2 separate regions of the Homo sapiens genome follow, and region 1 is linked to region 2. A link is an interaction called in ENCODE POLR2A ChIA-PET data of the cell type or tissue named here. Cell type or tissue: MCF 10A. All regions are shown on one strand. Each heading gives the region's core, and the rest is flanking DNA. Links, peaks and the distances in the headings are about the cores only. Region 1 has its middle 37 kb from the start of LINC02815. Region 2 overlaps LINC02815 (long intergenic non-protein coding RNA 2815).

Evidence for each region. ChIA-PET counts read pairs that join two places held together with the same protein. Peaks named below come from ENCODE experiments on the same cell type or tissue, not always from the same donor. Only the 100,000 strongest peaks of a DNase experiment are listed, where the experiment ranks them.
Region 1: POLR2A ChIA-PET joins it to region 2 with 14 read pairs; 2 of 35 experiments call an interaction of 5 or more read pairs at or near these places.

Annotation. Positions count from the first base shown.
Region 1 is chr1:229,187,893-229,196,392 of GRCh38, reverse strand. No RefSeq gene overlaps it. Among named protein-coding and RNA genes, the nearest start is that of LINC02815, 37 kb to the right of the region's middle. In MCF 10A, for the core only: no CTCF peak of the experiment used is centred there; DNase peaks (open chromatin) are centred at 4,182 and 5,182.
Region 2 is chr1:229,114,882-229,123,381 of GRCh38, reverse strand. LINC02815 (long intergenic non-protein coding RNA 2815) reads left to right here. Exons shown (of 5, transcript NR_186727.1): 2 at 269-656. Among named protein-coding and RNA genes, the nearest start is that of LINC02815, 36 kb to the left of the region's middle. RefSeq lists enhancers at 6,475-6,974, 6,975-7,476. In MCF 10A, for the core only: no CTCF peak of the experiment used is centred there; DNase peaks (open chromatin) are centred at 4,131, 5,271 and 5,561.

The DNA of each region.
Region 1 (8,500 bases), core at 1,466-6,465, 74 kb before region 2:
AGAGATGGGGTAACTATGTTGCCCAGGCTGGTCTCAAACTTCTGGTGACAAGCAATCCTCCCACCTCTGCCTCTCAGAGCACTGGAATTACAGATGTGAGCCACCTCACTCGGCCTCATTTTTCAGTTGTATCTACTAATGGTGCTAGGATCTTTGGTGAGACTCAGTAACTAAGTCTCTACCTTCTTTGCATTCATCAGTGAAGTTCTTACAAATTAATTGAATTGTCTTTATGTATACATTGTTTGGAAATTTTAAAAACAGGTTGGAAAGTTCTGTTTTTAAGGATTTTTTTGGTAGAAGCTTTTCGAGATATAGTTCACAAATGATACAATTCACCCATTTAAAATGTACAATTCAGTGGCTTTTAGTATATTTACTGAGTTTTGTGACCATCACTATAATCAGTTTTAAAACATTTCATCACCCCAGAAAGAAACCCTCACCCTTAGCATTTACGTCTCACATTCCCCCTGTCCCCAGCTCCCCTAAACAACCACTAATGCACTTTCTGTCTCTATGGACTTACCTATTCCAGATATTTCATATAAATGGAATAACATGTGGTCTTTTGTGACTGGCTTCTTTCATTAGCATAATGTTTTCAAGGTTCATCTGTGTTGTATCATATGTGAGTACTCTCTTCATCTGTAGGGCCAATTCATATTTCATTGTATGGATATACTATGTTTTATTTATCCATTATCAGCTGATGGGCATTTGGAGTGTTTCCACTTTGGGCCATTATGAATAATGCTGCTATAAACCTTCATGTGCAATCTTTTACATGGTTGTATGTTTTCATTTCTTTGTACATATACCTATGAGTGGAATTGCTGGGTTGTATGGAAACTCTATGTTTATTCTTTTGAGGAACCACCAGACTTTTTCAAAGTGGCTGTATCATTTTACTTTCCTGCTAGCAATGTATGAGCCTCCCAGTTTTTTCACTTCTTCAATACTTGTTTTTTTTTATTATAGTCATCCTAGTAGGTGTGTGTTATATCATCGTGGTTTTGATTTGCATTTCCTAATGAATAATGATGTTGAACATGTTTTCATGACCTTATTGGTCATTTATATATTCTGTGGAAAAATATCTATTTAAATCCTTTGCCCATATTTAATTGGATTGTTCATCTTTTTAATTATTGGGTTGTAAGAGTTCTTAGTATTTTCTAGATACAAGTCCCTTATCAAATAAATGATTTACAGATATTTTTCCCATTCTTTGGGTTGTCTTTTTATTTTCCTGGTGCTACTAAGTTTTTAAAGCCTGTAGAAATGAGGGTTATTGTTGGTGTCACACTTAACGGTTTTTAGGAATGAAGTTATATAATGATGGAAACATTTTTAAACACATGTTTTAAAAATGCCTTCTCCAGTACACACCTTTCTTTCTAAAAGGCTTATTCTCTCACTCCTGTTAAAACTTTACCTTTACCTTGAAGACTGTGAATGTTGTAAAAATTTATTGAGATGTCTTAATAATATCCGCTGGGAAGCAGATTGTTGAATGCCACGTGTCATCATGAAACGTTATCAGCCAACTTGGAACATCTTGTACAATAGAAATGATTGGTTTTGATGAGGTTTTTAAGTATTTGGCCACGAGGCAACCCTTGTGCTATAAAAATTTCATGACTATCTGGAATGAAAGTTTAGAGATTATTTATTTATTTATTTATTTATTTATTTATTTTTTGAGACGGAGTCTCGCTCTGTCTCCCAGGCTGGAGTGCAGTGGCGCCTTCTCGGCTCACTGCAAGCTCGGCCTCCCGGGTTCATGCCATTCTCCTGCCTCAGCCTCCCGAGTAGCTGGGACCACAGGCGCCTGCCACCACGCCCAGCTAATGTTTTGTATTTTTTTTTTTTAGTAGAGACGGGGTTTCACCGCGTTAGCCAGATGGTCTCCATCTCCTGATCTCGTGATCCGCCCGCCTCGGCCTCCCAAAGTGTTGGGATTACAGGCATGAGTCCCAGTGCCCGGCCGAGATCTTTTTTTTTTTTTTTTTTTTTTTTTTAAATAAAACTAACCACATTGGTGACATTCGGCAGCACTTGTTGCATTGTGGTCAACTTGTATGCCACAGTAACTTTTCTGCAAATGAATTTCAAGGGAGGAGTTTATTTGTAAACCTAATCCCATAATTTCTTGTACTTAAAGAAGAAAGTTCGAGTGAAAGCAGCAACTCCCTCTGTGGCTGCACCTTGCAGTCTTCTTGTGAGGCACTATTTTTATTCAAATTGTTATTTAATGTTGAGTGCATCTTCTCCGGGGCATCTTTTAGTGGTTCACAAAAAAGGAGATTTTAAGATATATTTCTGCCGGGCGCGGTGGCTCCCGCCTGTAATCCCAGCACTTTGGGAGGCCAAGGCGGGCAGATCACGAGGTCAGGGGATCGAGACCATCCTGGCTAAAATGGTGAAACCCCGTCTCTACTAAAGCTACAAAAAATTAGCTGGGCGTGGTGGCGGACGCCTGTAGTCCCAGCTACTTGGGAGGCTGAGGCAGGAGAATGGCGTGAACCCGGGAGGCAGAGCTTGCAGTGAGCCGAGATTGCGCCACTGCACTCCAGCCTGAGGAACAAAGCGAGACTCCGTCTCAAAAAAAAAAAAAAAAGATATATTTCACCATCGGCCGGGCGCAGTGGCTCATGCCTGTAATCCCAGCACTTTGGGAGGCCGAAGCGGGTGGATCACTTGAGGTCAGGAGTTCAAGACCAGCCTGGCCAACATGGTGAAACCCCATCTCTACTAAAAATGCAGAACGAAAAAGCTATATTTCACCATCCATACAGAACCTAACAAATGCTATAAGCCTAGACCTGTTGGGGACATCCTTACTTTCCTCTTGTATAATAAACCTCTCTGGCTACACAACGTATTCTAATGCTTGCTTCTTCAAATGCTCACCAACATTTGAACATGTGTCTTTCAATAGTAGCTATTAACAAAGGATTACATTTTAGTCTGTTGCTAAGTTGTTTTTCGTATTTTATTTCAGCCATTTTTTTTTTCTCTAGCAAGGAAATCTAATTCCCTAGTAGGGAAAAAATTGTGCATTTCCCAAATGTTAAGTGATGTTTTTAGTCTACTGTTATGAAGTGAGAAGATGTGAAAGAAGTTTTTAAATTTGTTGTTAAGTGCAGTGAGCTTTCAAAGTGGTGGATTAATTAAACATTTCCTCACTTTAACCATTGCTGAAGAACCTGTAAAGGTCTGTCCTTTTATGCATGTTCTCGTTTAGCCTGTCAATGTCTGGATGGTTTATGCTATCATTAGCCACTGTCACGGCACAACACACACATAAGAGAGATTGATAGTGGCTATAAATCCAGTCTTTACATCTTCTTGATGGTTTCAGTGTTTGTGGCTGAATGTTCGCCTGGTCTGATTCGATTGCCATTGTTTTATCTGTTATCATGGCTGTTGAAGAGCTTGTGTCAGGAGTAGGGAAAAGGCCACCATTGCTCCTTTCTGCTGGATCAGCTGGCTTTCTTGGTTAACTTTATTTTCCCTCTGCAGTTTCTTTGCAGGAATCTTTTATGCCTGTTTTGTAAGCATGAATCTGGTTAAAACTAGACAGTCTAAATGGACACAGGTAACTGCCTCACACAGCAGCAGTGGAAGGAGTGAAGGAGTGAAAAAATGAGAGCCACAGGCCACCACCATCCAGACCCCCAGGATAGCTGTGCATGGCGCCCAACCTGGGGGCCATGCACAGCTGATGTGTAGAGAAAGGAAGAGCAGCAGCAGTCACACAGGAAACAGCTAGAACTTAATTTCTTCACTAGGTAGGATTGAATTTCTAAGATCTCTTTCCATCTCCAGTAGATTGTCATGACTAGTTCTGAGGGACTTGTTTGGAGACCAATTCCTCTAAAAATTAGACCAAAGTACCTGTTTAGGACAAAGATAGAAAACATGTCTGATTTATGTATATATATTATATATATATTAAAGGCATATGGGTGTAGCCCTGTATGACAGATGCATTATTTAATAGTTTAATTGGAAACTTACTTTTTAAAAAACAAAATAGTCTAAAGAGATAAGGAAACATTGTGGTTTAAAGAGACGCTATGATAGATGACACCATTGTGTAAAAAAAAAAAAAAAGATCATTTCCTAATCATTGTGTTTCATAATTGTGGACACTTTTTTTGACTCAGACATGACATGGAGGGCTGAGTTAATCATACTTCTTGGCTCAGGGCACATTAATCATCATTGTTCTGCACAAGATTCCACCCTGGTTTCTAATTTTAATTTATTCATTCCTTTTTAGAGGTGTTTCCACTCTCATTTTCTTTCCTTCATGGGCAACCATTCCTCATGTTGGATCTATGTCTGTATCCATCTTTTCATTTGTAAACAAACATTTAGTTTAAAAACAATATAGTTTATGCATAAACTTTACATCAGTACAAATATTGATATAGTTTATAGGCCAGGATCGGTGGCTCACACCTGTAATCTCAGTACTTGGAGAAGCTGAGGAGGGAGGATCGCTTGAAGCCAGGAGTTTGAGACCAGCCTGGGCAACACAGCAAGATACTATCTCTAAAAAAATCTTTTAAAAATTAGCCAGGCATGGTGGCATGTGGCTGTAGTTCCAAGTACTTGGGGAGGTTGAGGTGGGAGGATCACTTTAGCCCAGGAAGTCAAGGCTGCAGTGAACCATGATTGTACTTTAGCCTGGGAGACGGAGCAAGACCCTAGCTCAAAAAAAAAAAAAAAGACAATAAATATATTTTATAAAACACATACTGTGATTTTGTGTGTGTGCTTTTCAATTTACATAAATAGTAATGTGCTATAGATGTAATTCTGTTTCCTTTTTTACTCAGCACAATGTTTCTCTGTCTGTGTTTTTGTGTGTACACCCAGTGTGTGGTTTCACACCACTGCATAGGATTCCACAGTGAGTACCCACCACATGGTATACGTTGCTTCACCTAGAAACAGGTATCTAGGTCCCCCTCAACTCCCCAGTACCAGGACCAAACTGGGATGAGAACATTCACACATTCATTCCCCTCTAGGACATCTGTGAGAACTTCCCTGGAAGATTTACATATATATCCAGCTCCTGAATACCTGCATACATAAATATACATATGAATGAGCTGGATTGCTGAGTCATGAAGTATGAGTATACCCAGATGGAATAACAACCACCAAGTTGCTCCCCAGAGTGGCTGCACCCGTCCACTCCATCCCTGCCCCAGCAATGCAATTAGCCTCCTGGAGCCTCATGCCCAGCTTTTGACTTGTTGCCAATCTCGTAGGTGTAATGTGATGTTTTGTTGTTTTATTTTTATTTTTCTGATAATAATGAGTTTAAATTTCTCTTCTGAAGGCTTGTCAGCAGTCCTTTGTATCTCCTCTCCTGTAAATTGCCTGTTCATACACTTGGCACCCTTTTTTTTCTATTGGGCTTCTCTGTTTTACGCTGTTGATTTACAGAAGTTCTTTGTACATTCTAAATTTGTGTCCTTCTTTGTTTTGGATATAGCACATATCTTGTCCCAATCTGTCACCACTCTGTGGCATGGCCCTGTAGGTCAGTGGTTCAGAACTTGGCTCTAAAGACCTGAGTTTGAATTCTGGCTGTGCCTGTTACCTATGGGACCCTAGGCAGATTAACCTCTGTGCATCTCAGCACCTTATGGTACCCACCTCATGGGGTTGCTAAGAATATTGAATCGGTTGATATTTTAAAGCACCCAGGAACACATAGTAAAGCTTGATGCATAGTATATATGAATGTTTGTTAAATAAGTACAAAATATTAACTCTGTCCTGGGGTTCTTGGTTGAAAAGAACTGCTAAATTCCAATGTTATTAATCAGTATTTAATTTCTGTTTCATTCTGTTTTGGGGATTCTTTTTAAGTTGTTCCTCTTCACTCCTAAGTCACAAAGTTATTCTCTTACATCATCTTCTATTAAACTTGTAATCCAGCCTTCCACATTTGGGTGGGATCCCATCTGGATTCCACTGTTATACATGGCTTTAGACATCTGCTTTTATTTTTTGCCACGTAGCAAGTGAGTTTTCCCAACCCCATCCTAGATAGTCTGTTCTTCCCTCAGTGATTGTGGAGCTGCTTTTATCATAGCCCCAATCACACCTGGGCCTGTGTCTGAGCTCAGTACTGTGGCTGTTGCTGCAGAGCCATTGTCATGCTATTAATTAGTGTGGTTTTAGGGAAAGTGGTAATATCTAGTAGGTCAAGCCTCTCTCTGCTCTTCTTTTTCAAAATAGATAGCTATATATGGACATTATTCTTCCATATACATTTTAGAGTGAGCTTATCAAATTCCTCAAGAAGTTTGGCATTAATTTTGATTGGTGCAGCATTAAATTTATACATCAGTTTGAGGAAGAATAGATATCTTTATACTATTACACTAACCCAGCTGAGAGTGTGAAATGTTCCTCTATTCAGATCTTTAAAACAATGTCCTTTAAAAGAGTTTAAATTTGTTCTCCATACAGGCCTTAAGTTTTCTTTGTTTTTGTTTTTTTGAGATGGAGTTTCGCTCTGTCACCCAGGCTGCAATGCAGTGGCGCAATCTCAGCTCACTGCAACCTCTGCCTCCCAGGTTCAAGCGATTCTCCTGCCTCAGCCTCCTGAGTAGCTGGGACTACAGGCATACATCACCATGCCTGGCTAATTTTGTACTTTTAGTAGAGATGGGGTTTCACCATGTTGGCCAGGATAGTTTTGAAATCCTGGCCACAAATGATCTGCCCACCTCAGCCTCCCAAAGTGCTGGGATTACAGGCATGAGCCACCACACCCCGCCTAGGTCTTAAGTATTCCATAATTAAATTCCTGGATACAAGATAATTTTTGTCACTATTGTGAGTCACCATCTTATTATCATTCTCTTATTGACTTTTGATGGTAAAGGGAAATGCTACAAATGATTTTTTTTAAGTTTTTCTGGTCTTCAATGATCTTTATAAACTCCATTTGTTTTTTTATTATAGATGATCCTACAGTCTGCAAATTATGATATTTTTATCTTTTCCCCTCCCACTCTTCTGCTCTTTCCTTTTTATTTCTTGCACTGTTGGCTGAGCCCTTCAGGACTATGTTAAAGGGCAGTCCTGGACGGAAGAGCATGGTCTTGCTTTCACAATTAAAGGGAGTGAGGGTCAAGCTTCTCCCTTAGCAGAGTATTTGCTGTAAGTTTTCTGATGTATAACCTTTTCTAAGTTAAGGCATTCCCTTTCTATCTTTGGTTTCTTCAATTTGTTAAGAGATTTCCCCCACCTTAATACATAGTTATTAAACTTTACCGAGTGTCTCTTCTGTAGAAATTGAGATAATCATAGAATTGTTCTCCCTTATTCTAGCAATGTTAACTACATTGACAAATGTTTTCCATGGAACCATTCTTGCCTTCCTGAGCTGAATACTAATTGGTTGTAATTTTTCTTAATACGCTATTAGAGTCAGTAAGATTATGTAGCATATTATTTATTCTTTGAAATTTTGGTAGAGATTACCTAGGTAACCATCTGGGCCTGGCACCCCAGGTTTTGCTTGGCAGTGTTTTCATTGTTATTTATTTTATAATTTTCCTATTAGTTTATTTTAATGTAAATATATTTGTTAGCATGTTAATTGGTTTCCAGACATAGTTGACCCTTAAACAACAAAGATTTGAATTGCACGGGTCCACTTCTACTGGAGGTTTCTTCTGCCTCTGCCACCCCTGAGACAGCAAGACCAACTCTTCCTCTTCCTCCTCCTCCCCAGCTACTCAATGTGAAGACGATGAGGATGAAGACTTTGATGATGATCTGCTTCCACTTAATCAATAGAAAATGTATTTTCTCTTTCTTAGAATTTTCTTAATAATATTTGCTTTGCTCTAGCTTTCTTTATTGTAAGAATAATGTATATAATACATATAACATACACAGTATGTGTTAATCAACTATTTGTGTTATCGGTGATGTTCCTGTCAACTGTAGGCTATTAGTAAAGCTTTTGGAGGGAGTCAAAAGTTGTATGTGAATTTTTGACTGAGCGGGGGGTCAATGTTCCTAACTCCCATGTTATTTAAGGGTTAGTTGGATATGGTATTTCAAAAAGATACTTTTTTGATATTGATTTCTAATTTTATTGTTATGTGGTCAGAGAATACATGGGAGATATATATATATATAATATTGATTCTTTAGAATTGATCATTGAGGTACATAGTCAGTTTTTAGAAACATCCTATGTATGCCTGAAAAGAATGTGTATCTTCTCTTTGTTAGACATTGAGTCCTGTATATAACTCATAGTTCAAGCATACTCTATATCTTTGTTTATAATTTTTATCTGCTCAAGCCATTAGTGTTTGAGAAAGGTGTGCTAAGTCTTCACCCACAACTGTTGATTTACCCTTGCTTCATGTATTTTGAGGATATATGGTTTTGAATTTAGGTGATTATATCTTTTGGCTGTATGATTCTTTTTGCCAGTAAC
Region 2 (8,500 bases), core at 2,169-7,168:
AGTAATACCTGTGACCTGAACGGATGCAGTGATGGCCGGGCTTGAGGATCAGACTCAAATCACTGGCTGAGAGGATGAGAAGGTCCGGGCCAGCTCAGGGGAGCTCAGGGCAGGTGGCCAGAGCTGGGCCACTGAGACTGGGCTTGCAGTCAGGTCTTCAGATGGAGGGGACTGGGCATGGGCAGTGCTTCAGTGCTGGAGGAGCCAGGCCGAGGGGATTATCACAATCAGCTCCTAACCCGCCTCTTGCCTTCCTTGTCCCTTCTAGCCTCTCTCTCATCGGATGGTGAAGATACTTCCCTAAAGCTCCCATCCGACCACATCATTCCTCTGCTCAGATCCTTTGATGGATGCTTGTAAGAGGAAAGATGGTTCCTGTTTATTCACCAGATAGGGTTCCAGGGGTGATGCCAAGTGCCTGATGGAAAGACGAATGTCAAGGAGCCTGCAGGCCACTCAGCAGCAAGGCAGGAATGCATCGTGGAGGCAGGACCATGACCTCTGTTGGGGAGCAGATGCTGGAGAACAGCTCCGACTCCTCCCAGCACTGATGCTGCCTTCCCACGAGCACCTGTGGATTCCTCCCAGCCTGGCTCCTGCTTTGACTGCAGGATTTGCTCCGTCTCCTCTCCAATGATGCCTCCATCTTTGCTCAGGTCTGAATTCTCATTACCCTTCCCTCCAGCCCCCAGCTCAGACATGATCTCCTTTCTGGCTTCTCCTGAGGTTTAATAGCTGTCCGTCCTCTCCCTGCCCCAGACATTTCCTGATATGACCAGGCAGAACTCCCCAGCTGCTCTTCCAGGAGAGAAGCTCTGTCAATCCATCATGATAACCTCTCAGTGTCTCGCACAGCGTGGGCTTCAATTCATATATGTGGAAATTGGGCAAAAATTGAGAAAGTCCCCGTGGAAAGAGTTGTCTGAGGAGGTGACAAAGGAAGGCTTAATATAATAGAGCTCCCCTTCCCAGGGGTTATGTTACAAGACTCCCCAGTGGATGCATGGAACCTCAGATCGTACCGAACCCTATTGTCTGAGTCTGTTCTTGTTGCTCTAAAGGAATACAGAAGGCTGGCAATTTATAAAGGAAAGTGGCTTCTTTGGCTCATGATTCTGATGGCTGGAAAATGTCAAGATCGGGCATTAGCATCTGGCAAGGACCACGGGCTGCTTCCACTCTCAGTAGAAGGTGAAGGGAGCCAGTGAGTGCAGAAGTTATGCCCGAGAGAGGAGGCAAGGGAGAGAGGGGAGGTGCCAGGCTCTTTTTAACAGCCAGCTCTCAAGGGAACTAACAGAGCAAGAACTCCCCACTCTCTCAGGGGAGGGCATTAATCTATTCCCGAGGGATTCGCCCCCATGACCCAAGCACCTCCCATTAGGCTCCACCTCCAACATTGGGGATCAAATTTCAACATGCAGTTTGCAGGACAAACATCCTAACGATAACGCCTACGGGCCTCTATGTTGCTGTTTCCTCTGCACATACATACCTAATACGAAGTTGAGTTAATAAATTGGGCACAGTAAGAGATTAACAATAACAATAAAATAGAACAATTTATGACAATATATTGTAACAAAAGTTATGTGAATGTGGTTTCTCTTTCTCTCGACATATCTGACCGCACCATACTCACCTGTCTTTGGACCATGGTTCATTCAACTGCAGACTGGGGGGTGCTGCTGTACCTTCCAGGGATATATGGGTCAGATTCACATGGAGCAGGGCCTGAGGGGTGGGAACGGAATTGGTGAAGTGAGAAAGTGTGGCGTTGGGGGCTTTACCTGTGGGGTCTGCCTATTGGATCTGGATGGTCTAGGGCTGGCTCAGCCACGAGCAGGGGCCACCTGACAGCGAGGGCCAGGTACATGGTTTCACCAGCTCATCCAGAATGTTCTCTCAGGTGCCGAGGATACCCTGGGGTCTGAGCTGCCAGGCCCAGGAGAGTCATTTCAGGTGAGGCGTCGTGTCTTGGAACGAAGTCTTGGGAATTTGAGGGGTTTATAAAAGCACATGTATAGAAAGCAGGGAGGCTCTTCTGTGGTGACCCTGAACGAGCACAGTGGGGCTCCCGTGGCTCTGAGGCGCGGCCTAGGTCTCGGGGAAGGCTCGGCGTGTGATTTCTATTAACTGGGAAGGTTTTATCAGGGTGCTTGGAGTCCCTGTAACTGACTTTGCCCAACTTTATAAATCCTTTCTCTAAATACTTCTCTGAGGTTTGGCTTGGCTTGGAGTGTGTGGGAATTAAAAACAATCCGTTTCTCCCCGTCTAGAGTGGGTTCCATTTTCCTCAGCAGCCTTCCAAAGTACCCAAGGAAAGGGGGTGTGGGTTTGTAGGGACTTAATTGGCTCACCTGACCCTTCTGGGCTACAGTTAGACTCGCATGGCTGTGAGGCGGCCTGGTCTGCACACACTGGCTGACACCGACCTCTCAAATGGAAAACCCACTCAGGCAGAGAGACCGTCTCTTTCCAAATCTGAAAACAAGCCTCTGCTATTTCTGTTTAGGATTCCCCAGGTTCTCCGCCCTCACTTCAGAAAGATTTCACTTTTCTCATCAGGACAATTTCCCTTCTTCTTCTCAGAGTGGTCTGACTGGCCCAGAAGAGGCACAGAAGCTGTAGGTTTAAAAACAGGACCCACCTTACACACACTCTGTCTCTCGAGAGGAGCCAGGCAGCTGGGACACCTGACTGAGGCAGCCGGCCATTAGCATAAGGCCTCAGACTGAGTCTGGGCCCACACTCAGGGGAGTGTTTTATCTGCTGGGTGTCATTTGTAAGAGCCCTCATTAGTTGTTCCTAGAAGGTGCGCATTGACAGGACATGGACCAGCTCATTACTACTGCCCTGGAGGCAGCACAAGCTGTTTGTCCCATGGCCTGAACCCCCACCCCATGCTTCTTTTCTCCACTGCTGTCGACGTCAACATCTATACCCCTCAGAGTGCCCCCGTGGCGCCACCAGAGTGCGAGGTAATGAGCAATGGAAAGCGTGTCTCTGGCCCATGTGAGTGCAGTAGCTTGTTGGTGGCAGTTGGCAGGCCATGGTGGCCACCCTGACCCTTCTCCTCCTAGACTTCACTCACTGCTCAGGACTGGGAGCCGAGAGCAGGAGAGAGAAGCAGGCAGGTGTCAATTGCCCAGATCTGGGTGCAGCTCTGACTTATGTACCTTGTGGCTGGAGAGGCTCCTCTTCATCTCTCAGCCTCGGTTTTTTCATCTGCAAAATGTTCAAAATTGCTGGCACATGTGGTTGTATATGAGTAAGTGTGTTCATGAGTGTGAGTGTGTGGGTGTGAGTATGTGTGTGAATGTGAACGTATGGCTGTGTGTCGTAGTCCATTCCGGCAGCTGTAATAAAATGCCTGAAACTGAGTCATTCATAAACAACGTAAATTTATTTCTCACAGTTCTGGAGGCTGGGAGTTTTGGTGTCTGGAGAGGGTCAGGGGTCTCTGATTCCAAGATGGCGCCATGTTGCTGCGGTCCCTGGAAGGGAGGTCGCTGTGTCCTCTTGTTGGGGAATGAACCCACTTCCTTCAGCCCTTTTATAAGGCCTCCAACCCCACGCAGGAGGGCTCTGTCCTGGTAACTTCATCACCTTCCTAAAGACCTCATCTCTTCATTCTGTCACATTGGCTATTAAGTTTCAATGCACCAATCTGGGTGGACACTCAGTCCCATAGCACTGTGTGAGTGTGAGAGCGTGAATATGCGTGTGGCTGAGAGTGTATACGAGGGTGTATGAGTGCGGGTGTGTGTGTGGCTGTGGGAGCGTCAGTGTGTGGTGAGAATCATTTTTTTTTTTTAAGCAGCAAAAGCAGAGATGTATTGAAAATGAAAGTACACTCCACAATGTGGGAGTGGGCTGGAGCATAGGGGCTCAAGGGCCAGTGAGAATCATTTTTGCATCTCTTTCTTGTTCTACCGTTCATGGGGCGTCCTGAGGGCAGACGTGGGATGTCTGCCTCCTTCTCCCAGAATAGAGGTAGCCAGAAGGTGGGAGTGTAGGTGGTGTCTCTGCCCACCTCTCCTGACTGCCCCAGGTCTCTCAGCCTTGAGGAGCGGCTGGCACAGCTTCCCTGACCACGTGACCTTCTCCTGCTCATTCCACCCATGCCCTTCCTCCAAGCCCCCACCCTTCTGACTCACAGGTCCTGCCAGCCACCTGGGCAGCTCCTTGGACCACTCAGCCTCCCTGACTCGCCTTTGCCTGAAATTTCTGGGGTGAAAGGGGCCTTAGGAACTTAGCCCTTGACACTGAACCTGGGCCAAAGCCCCTTCCAAGGGCTGTTCCTTCTGCGCCTGAGCACATCTGGGGTGACAGCTCATCCATTTTGACTGTTGGGCCTGGCTGCCTTGTGAGCTCTGGGTCCCCAGGAAGTCTCCACCTCTCCTCCTGGTTCTGACCAGAGGCCACTGAGCAGAGCAGGAAGATGATCTTCTCAGGACAGCCCTGTGGCTCTCTCCAATCCCTCCTGAACCTCTCCCCCGGACCTGGCACCTGATGCCACAGGCTCAGCCACCTGTGGGCTGCACTGTGCAATCTAACAGTGCTGAGCAGAAGAGACACCTGAGCTTGAAGTTGAGAGGGTCCGAGTTTAAACCCCCAACTCTGCCAGTTTCACCTGCAACCTGGGGACTGAAACCTCCTCACAAACTTCTCAAGAGGACACAGTTAAAAGGCATGTGAATGCAGTTTGTGAAGGATGAACTATTTCACAATCAGATCATAAGACACCTTTCTGACAGTGTACTTCAAATTACTTCCTGAGTGTTCCTTTTGTCTCTGCGATTTTGTTAAGTTGTAAAATTCATATTAATTTAATTGAAATTTAATATTTAAAAATAAGTTTGGCTGGGCACAGTGGCTCACATCTGTAATCCCAGCACTTTGGCAGGTCAAGGCAGGCAGATCACCTGAGGTCAGGAGTTCAAGACCAGCCTGCCCAACATGGCGAAACCCTGTCTCTACTAAAAATATAAAAAATTAGCCGGGCATGGTGGCAGCTGCTGGTAATCCCAGCTACTCGGGAGGCTGAGGCACGAGAATCGCTTGAACCTGGGAGGTGGAGCTTGCAGTGAGCCAAGATCACACCACTGCACTCCAGCCTGGGTGATTAGAGCAAAAGTCTGTCTCAAAAAAAAAAAAGTTTTCTGCTTCTTGTGTGTGCATGGAAGCTGTTGTCCTGGCCCCAGGGCGGGGGCTGGCGCACCTGGCTCCTTTCCCAGGCTGGCCTCCTCTCTCAGTCACTGCTCCCTGGGTCTCCTTGACAAGTCACGTGGCTGACGCTCTTGGTCAGCTCCCCGGAGCCGTCCCCACCCATTTCCCCACTTGCTCATTTCTCACGACAGAGGCTGAGACAGCACCTCGCCTTGCCACTGAGGATGGCACATGAAATGCAAGGCCAGTGTGCCGGGCAGTGAGGAGGACATCGGGACCCCTCTCGGCCTCCTGTCCATTCCACCTTGGAGCCTGGGGAGGAAGGATGGGAAACTGCAGAGGTGCCCACGTCACAGTTACCCAGCCAGGCCTGGGATCTTGCCAGGGATTTTAATTAAGTAAACGATGAATGTTTTCATGGCTTAAACCATGTGGGCCAAAACCAGCCTGGTTTTGCGAATTGTGTTTTATTGGCACACAGCTAGCCTTGTGCTTACATTTCACCAGTGGTGTTTTTGAGCTTCAGGGACAGGCATGAGTTGTTGTGACAGAGGCTGTGTGGCCCACAAAGCCTCAAATATTTATGTTCTAGCCCTTTGCAGAAAAAGCTTGCCATCTCCTGATTTAAATCATCGGCTAGTTGGTTTTTTGGTGACTATCAGCCAAATGCATCCTAACTGGTCCCATAACAGAAAAAGCAACCCCCAAGAGCTCAGCCAAGGAGGTGAAAATACCATCTCCAAGAACATGTGGCGAGAGAGCTTGCGCGCTGGTTGGCTTCGAGGCTCCACCATATTGTTGAGCCCCATCTTCATCCTGCATCTTTGTCATAGGCCCACTGCATGGTCGTAGGGTAAATGCCACAGTGTCAGGACCCCTTATTCTACAAGAACGTTCAGTAGAAGAAGGCGATGATTTCCTGCCAAGCATTTTTTTTTCTTTTTAAATTTAGACCAAAGAGATCTTCCTCAGATGCCTCTTGGGAGACTTCTCCCTTTCCTGTCACAGCCAACAGAGCTGGGCCACATTTCTACCCTTAAACCAGCTGCGGGCACATACAGGTCACTGGCCAGAGGGGTGGCTTCACCATAATTGCCTTGGATGAATTCAGATCCACAATTATGCATTTTACTCTTTTCCTCATGGAGAACTCTTTTATATAGAACTTACAGCCCCAGCCAGTCTAGCAACAAGGAGCAGCCTATCCACATACCATATTCTAAGTATTGACCTGGCACTAGGCTCTGTGCTGGTGACCAAGGAGTTGGAGTCCAGCTGAGTGACAGGGATGCACCCCAGAAGCCGTGGTCCTGACCACCCAGATAAGGACTGGGGATGGTTGGGGATGGGGATACAGAATCCTGGGAGGCATTATGTCTACTGCCATCTTTTTTTTTTTTTTTTTTTTTTTTTTTATCACAAAAGCCACCAAGGTGAGGATGTGGAAGAAATATCTGGGGAAGTCGGGCAAGGAGAAGGCTTCCAGTAATACCTGCAACATCAAACCCCGCCCCTCCCACCAGGCCACTGTGTGTCCTGCCTCAGTAGGAACAATAGCTGACATCCACACGGCATTTGTCATGTGTCAATGCTTTCTCAGTTCTTTGCATGTATTAGCTCATTTAATCCCCCCAATGACCCCAGATGCCAGGCATTATTACCATTCTATTTCACAGAAGAGAAACTGAGGCACAGAGAGTTTAAGTACCTCACTGAAGGACCCCACTGTTCACACTTGGGTGCCACACGTTGGCCCGGGGTCTGGTTGCAGAGGCTGTGTGTGTTCCAGTGTGATACGCGGCCTCTGCTGAGGGATGATGGACTTGAGCGCGTGCCCACAGGAATGCGGCCTGAACGCACTGCTCAGTATCCAACAACGTTACTCGTCTCCATAACACATCATTACGGATCCTGGCCGCACACACTGAGTTAGACCAAGAGCTGGGTGCGAAGCCAAAAACGTCTTCAGTCTACAGACGTGCCTTTTGTGTCTTTAATAAATCTGAGAGAAGGTTGGAATAAGAATTCAGTTCAGCAAAAGTTTATACAACATTTTCTATGTGCCAGGGCCTTCTGTTATGAGCCGAGGTTTCAAAATAAATAAGACACCATTCTGGTCCTGAGTGACCCCTCGGAGTAGTGGGGGAGTCAGACAAGCAGCAGATAACAGCAGTGAAGCAGCGGGTGCTGTGACTCGGTGATGCACCCCAGGGGCTCCAGTAGATGGGGAGGCTTCCTAGAGAGACAACGTTGATTCTGTGCCTTAAACCATGAGTGGGAATCCCATCCCCGAGAAACCTGGAAACTCCTCCAGTTTCTTCTTGCCATGCTCTCAGTCATAGGGATACTATCACCGTCATTTCTGTGTATATGGCCATATGGCTTTGCTGAGCTTTCCCATATGCAGTTCTGATTAAAGGGCATGGATCCTGCGTGGAAAGCAGCATCCTGTTATAGTGATAGACAAGGGCTCCAAGTGACTGCCCAAAAGCATGTGGTTGGTGCTCCAGTCTAAATAGACTCAGAAATCCCTGCTTTTTTTGTTTTGAGATGGAGTCTAGCTCTGTTGCCCAGGCTAGGCTAGAGTGCAGTGGCGTGATCTTGGCTCACTGCAACCTCTGCCTCGCAGGTTCAATCGATTCTCCTGCCTCAGCCTCCCGAGTAGCTGGGATTACAGGCACCCGCCACCACACCCAGCTAATTTTTGTATTTTTAGTAGAGACGAGGTTTCACTGTGCCAGGCTGGTCTCGAATTCCTGGCCTCAGGAGATCGGCCTGCCTCAGCCTCCCAAAGTGCTGAGATTACAACCGTGAGCCACCGCGCCCAGCCTATCCCTGCCTTTCAAACAAATCCTGTTGCACCACCAATGTGATGCATCTTTGCACCCCACCCCTGAGTCCCCAGCAGGGCCCCATTTATCTGCAAAACATTGACTAAGCCCCTGCTGTAAGCATGGCACTGTGTTAGGGACTGGGGATACTGTGGTCTCCCAGACAGGAAAGATTCCTGTGTGCTTCCAGGGAGGGATCAGATTTCAGGGAGCGGGATGGGGTGGAGCGGGGAGGGGGGAGCTCGGTTTGGAGGGAGGCTGGGGCAGCTCCCACTTGAGGAGTTATGGTGATCCACAGTGCCACTGACATCTGTGCACATCCAATAAAGGTGTATCAGATGGATAAATGAGCCACAATACACAGTTGGCAAAGCACTGATGAGCTAAGCCAAGTAGAATAAATACAAGGTCATTTGTCACATTCCATAGATAAAGCAGCTGTGCATCATTTCTTGCATTGAATGAGAGGAGGAAGGCGGCTTACCTTCTCTGATCTGCTT